2 separate regions of the Mus musculus genome follow, and region 1 is linked to region 2. A link is a contact called in ENCODE Hi-C or POLR2A ChIA-PET data. All regions are on one chromosome and are shown on one strand. Each heading gives the region's core, a stretch centred on a gene start or an enhancer-like site at or near the end of the contact. The rest is flanking DNA. Distances are from core to core; before and after follow the strand shown. Region 1 holds the start of Srsf1 (serine and arginine-rich splicing factor 1). Region 2 holds the start of Tspoap1 (TSPO associated protein 1).

Evidence for each region. A loop is a pair of places that touch in the nucleus more often than their neighbours do. ChIA-PET counts read pairs that join two places held with the same protein, here RNA polymerase II (POLR2A).
Region 1: a loop to region 2 is called in a map of T-helper 2 cell, with 2.9 times the contacts of the local background. The contact joins the promoter of Srsf1 here to the promoter of Tspoap1 in region 2. A Hi-C loop is called at or near these places in 1 of 37 maps with a recorded cell type or tissue (T-helper 2 cell). POLR2A ChIA-PET finds 5 or more read pairs at or near these places in 2 of 5 experiments (both embryonic stem cell).

Annotation. Positions count from the first base shown.
Region 1 is chr11:88,045,854-88,048,653 of GRCm38, forward strand. It overlaps Srsf1 (serine and arginine-rich splicing factor 1), which reads left to right and starts at 1,520. Exons shown (of 4, transcript NM_173374.4): 1 at 1,520-2,179; 2 at 2,637-2,800. The coding sequence starts at 1,986.
Region 2 is chr11:87,758,936-87,761,895 of GRCm38, forward strand. Tspoap1 (TSPO associated protein 1) reads left to right here and starts at 1,606. Exons shown (of 32, transcript NM_172449.2): 1 at 1,606-2,793. The coding sequence starts at 2,467.

The sequences.
Region 1 (2,800 bases), core at 270-2,769, 290 kb after region 2:
AGGCATTTTGCCTAGAAACCTTATACATCACTTCTGCCTCTCCCCCACTCTCACTGTCCTTGATTTCTCCAGCCAGTCTTAATATTTAATGGTTTCATTTTAAGCAGCCCCACATCCTTGGACTGTTGTAAATAAATGATAACATCCAGGGGCAGCAATGACTCAGTGACTCATCTGGTTAAGGTGCTCCTCCCAAGCCTGACGTTTCATCTCGGGGGCTCACATGGCATGAGTGGTGAACTGCACCTTATTTTCTGACTTTCACACATGGGCCATGGCATGACCCACCACCCCAAGACACAATATGCATAACATAAAAATTAAAAACTAAAAATTACAGTATAAAGAATCACCCTTAGAACCTGTGGGGATCCGACTTAGCATATTTATTAGTGATAGGGTCGACACAGCTCTGGCTGGCCTTGAACCCTGAAATTCCGCTTCCCAAAAACTTCAAGAGGCATTTACCACTACGCCTGGCTGTCTCTATCCAATCATGAAAGGCTCTGGTTTTAGCTGGGAGGTAGTGACTTTGATCCCAGCACTCAGAAGGCAGGAACTCCAGGACAGCCAGGGGTACACAGAGAAATCGTGTCTCAAACAAAACAACCCCAAAACAAAAACAACACCAAGAAAACGTTTTGTTTTTCAATATTTTTAATAGAAAGGGTTTCCCTGAATGTCCCGGGCTAACCTTTCCCCCCGCCTCCCCTTTGGTTTTTCGAGACAGGGCTTCTCTGTATAGCCCTGGCTGTCCTGGAACTCACTCAGTAGACCAGGCTGGCCTCGAACTCTGAAATCCGCCTGCCTCTGCCTCCCGAGCGCTGGGATTAAAGGCATGCGCCACCACTGCCTGGCTCCGGGATAACCTTTACTAGAACTGTGTATAACAGGGTAGGCTGGACCCTCCTTGCCTCAGCTTCCGGAGTGATAGGATTTCAGGCACACAAGCTTAAGTCCAGATTGGTTTGCTTTTATTATAATTCGAGTTCATTAACAACACTACAAGGCCGTATGATTTCACACGTAAGGCTCTTCTATTCCCGTTATTACAAAACAAAGAAGCAAAATTGTGGTATCCAATGCAAGAATCCTTTTGCAGATAATCTTGGCAAAATAAACAAATAAATAAATAATCTCCCTAGACCAGCACAGAACCGGGATCTCGGCTCTGCAGTTAAACTGTTTTATCACTCTTCCTTTTTCATCCTTAGAAAGGAGGAAGAGGAAAACTCAAGGCACAGTTTTCATTTAGATAGATATGGAGGATCCGTCTAGACACTTTAACTAAGATGCAGCCCACCGCAGGTTCCCAGAGGCAGAAGCCACACTGCTCCGCTTCGGCTTTTAAATGAAATCACCTGCAACTCCCGCCGGCGGCACCGAAGTGCAGAAGATGCCCAGGTTTCCGGAGCAACAGCTCAGCGTCATCTATCTCCGCCCCGCGGCGCCTTTCCCGCCAAAGGCCGTTACCACCGCGGAGCATGGTGGGACACGCTTGCAAGATAGGTTTCACCCAATCTTTTTAGAGCGCCGAGCTGCTTTCAGAGAGGGTCTACCCCCGAGGTGGCCGACGATTCTGGACTCAGTGGGGATTAATAATAACCGCTTTAACCAGAGCATGTGATTTTTACTAAACGCCTGGACGTTCCAGCAGCCAGTCAACCCGCCAGGACGCGAGGGACTTTTTCCCCTCCGTGCGGAGGGTGACGTCGCGCGTGCGCGAGCGTGCTTCTCAGCACCCGTTAGAGGCGTGCGCCTGCGCACTGGGAGGGACGAGCCGCTTCCTCCGGCTTCTCTTCCTCCCCCTCCCCCCCGGTATCAGTGCGCCGAGCTGATAAAGGCGCCATTTTGGAGCGGCCGCGGGAGACGTGGTGCCGCTGAGGGCTCGCTCTGCCGTACGCTAGGCTTGGTAGGAAGGCCTCTTTTTTTTTTTTTCCTTCCCCCCCCCCGAGTCCGCGCTTTTCGTCGTCGCCGCCGCCGCCATGTCGGGAGGTGGTGTGATCCGTGGCCCGGCGGGGAACAACGACTGCCGCATCTACGTGGGTAACCTACCTCCGGATATCCGAACCAAGGACATCGAGGACGTGTTTTACAAATACGGCGCCATCCGCGACATCGACCTGAAGAACCGCCGCGGGGGACCGCCCTTCGCCTTCGTTGAGTTCGAGGACCCGCGGTGAGGCAGCGTGGGGCGTGCGCGGCCTTGAGGAGATAGCGTGGAGGAGTTGGGGAAGGCTCGGAGGCCTTGGAACATAATGGGGGGAGAGGAGGGGCTCCGAGGCGCTATCGCCCCTGCAGGAGTCGAGTCAGGAGAGCCGAGAGGCGGCGCGTTGTCTCCGGTGGCCGGCCGCCTCGGACGTCCCCCCTACCCCCCGAGCCCATGCGCAGCCCCCGGAGCGGGAAACCGAGGCGCTGAGGGCCGGCGAGGTGGTCGGGAGCCTCTGCCCGGCGTGGTGCTGGGTGGGGGAAGGGCCGGCCCTATTATGCGGCGCATGTGGGGCTCCGTGTGGCCCCGTGGGTGCGCATGTGCGCTGTGGCCGCGGCTTTTCACCCCCGGAGCGGGCGAACGAGCTGGGTCCGGCGGCTCCCTCCCCTCATCACCCCCCCCTTTCGCTTTCTGTGATCACACGCAGAGACGCGGAAGATGCGGTGTACGGTCGCGACGGCTACGACTACGACGGCTACCGGCTGCGGGTAGAGTTTCCCCGAAGCGGCCGCGGGACCGGCCGAGGCGGCGGCGGGGGTGGAGGCGGCGGCGCCCCGAGAGGCCGCTATGGCCCGCCGTCCAGGCGGTCCG
Region 2 (2,960 bases), core at 356-2,855:
ACTTTGCTTGTTATTCTTGTGATTTCCTCAATAGTACAGTACAATTATTTTAACATTCACATCGTATTATAAAATAGGTATAAACAATCTAGAGATGATTTAAGGCATGGGGGTGGGGTGGGGCTGGGCTGAGGATATGGTTTAGTGGTAGAGTGCTTGCCTAGCATGCAAGAGACCTTGGGTATACAGAAGGATGTGTATAAGCCATGGGCGGATATTTCATCACCTTACATAAAAGGACTTAAGCATTTGAGAACTTAGTGGGGTATCCTGAGATGATCTTATAGACAGTCCCCTTAGGCATGGAGGGGTGAGAATATATATACAGAGACTGCGTGCACATCATGCCAGGCAAGTTTATCATGTACATAGATCATTGTATGCCATTGTACATTATTATATGACAATGTATGTCATAATGTGTTAGTGCTGTATAATGGCATGATATCTGTGATTTATAGCAAAATGCAATGATAAACTCATACGTAATTGCATGCACATAGACATTGTAGCAAATAGACATACAATGACACAAAACCATGCACAGATATATATCCAATGAGATTCATAGACAAAATAGCACACATACATGCAGTGATCTCCATGTATACACAGACATACTATGCATACTCTTCTATACATACATGTAATATGACATGCATATGCATGCTGACTGAAAGTTACATGACATAGCATGTGTACTGATGTTTAGACTGCTTTAGAGAAATGAATGTTACCTTCTCTCTTATGCAACTCCAACCCCTACCCAGTTCCATTGGCTCTGGCCTGGGTGGAGCCTACTGTCTGGGTGGGGGGTGTTCTCTATGCTTTAGCTGCTATTCCATAGGGGTGCCACATGAGGGCCCTCGACCTTGGCTTGTCTTGCGTCTAGGAGCAACATTCTTATCTCTCGAGATCTAGGTGCCCCACATACAGGCAGACACCTAGGTTGGGGCAATTCCTATGTCCTTGTTCCCAAAAGCCATTTTTTTTTCATAGCAAGTAAATAAATAAAGCCTAATGCTAGACAGAAGATGAACTTCCTGATGGTTGAGGGAAAATCAGCCCAAAAGGTCCTGTCTTATGATCTCTCCTGCTAGCCTGTGAAGGCTGGGCTGTCCCCCAAATGTGATCTGCCATGGGGAAGCTGAAGTCGTTTTTCAGCCTATTTCAACACTCTGTCCTTTTGCTCGTCTTTCTATTTTCAGACTTTTATTTCTTTGTTTTATTCCAAATCCCACCATTTCAGCTCTGTCCTTTTCTACAGCTAGGTCTCTGTCACATTGTTCTATCCCCATCAGTCTTGCCTGAAAGGAGAGGACTGTCTCTACTCCCTTTCCTCTGCACCCTGGAAGTGAGGGTCTGTGGGGTCAAGGGGATGAAGAGGCCATGTTGGGGGGTCCGGAGGGGGTAGCTTTCTAACCTACCATCCAGTAAGGAACCTGCTCTTTCCACTGTCCCGACCCTGCCAGCTTGCCTGCCGGTCCAGCCCACCAGTCCAGCTCCATCGTCATGGAAACCAGCAGCTGACTTCCTATTGGTGGGCAGGAGGGGAGGAGGAGGGGGAAGGGAGGGATGATGATGCTCCCCTGCTCCCCACTCCCCATTCTGAGGCTCTGCCCTCCTTCGTGCCCACCATCTCATTTGGGGAGCTCCGGGACCGCGAGGGACCCTTGCAGTCCCTCGAGCTGAGACTAGCTGAGGCAGAGACTATGAGGCAAGCCGCCCATCGACCCAGGCCTCCTTAGGACCGCCCAGCCACCCAGCAAGCAACTGATCGGCGGCAGCCAGCGGAGAGAAAAGCTGGAGATAAAGGACCACAGTGGATCACTGGGGATCATTCCCAGGAACTCCTGCGGACCCTTTCCAGGCAGAGTGGTCGTGATGGGTGGCCAGACTCACAGACACTGAAAGACACACGCCACTACAGATACACCGGGCTTTACAACACTGAGACAGGACCGGCGACAGCATCACACACTGCCACAGCCCTGCAATACAGACAGCCCCTACCCCCACGCAGAAACAACTGGTAACTCTTAAATAGGCACAGACAGTGACACATAGCACCACCCTTCTCAACATACACAAGTCGGAGTATTCATCCTCCAATCACATAATAAAACATCACTGACCTGCAGGGACAGACCTGGAGGCACACGTACATATATACCTTCAGCCAGGCACTCCTGGTGGTGGTCTCTCACCCCCCCACACACACCCCGTACACACACACACACACACACAAGAGAGAGAGAGAGAACCATGAGCAAACCCCAGCTCCAGTCTGGCAACCCCGATACCTTCTGAACCCTCCTTCGTGGGTGGGAAGAGCTCAGCCAACCTCTGATGGACTCGGTGAAGCCAAACACTTACAGGGAGAATGGTCTAGTCTGGCATGACCCTTGTCAGTCTTCCCGCTGGTGATGTCCCCAGGTCCAGGTTCGGGGGCCCCTTGCCGAAACCATGGAGCAACTGACAACCCTCCCACGGCTTGGAGACCTTGGAGCCATGGAGCCATGGGCACTGCCTGCCTGGCAGCACTGGACTCAGGGCCAGGGGTGCAAACCTGGAGATGCATCTCCAAGCATTGCTGGTACTCCGACAGCTCTGCAGGTTAAAGGATTGAGGTTTGAAGAGAGTTCCAAGCCTGAGGGAGCTCATAGCCCTGGACCTGTCGGAAATACTGATCCTGAAGCAACAGAGACCGGGCTGCCTAAGCTGGGGCAGCAAGCAGAGAGCCCTGGGTACAGCTGTTCCGGGCTGGAGGAGGAGGAGGCACAGGCTTATAAGGTAAGAGAGGATGGAGAGGGCTGCAAGATGGACTGGCCATAATCTGTAGTCCCACTGCCCACATTTCTTGTCTCTGTCTCTGTCTCTCTCTGTCTGTGAGTCTGCCTGTGTGATTATCTGTCCTTCCTTCCTTGGACGGGAATCTAAGTGGCCTCGCTCTGTTCTCT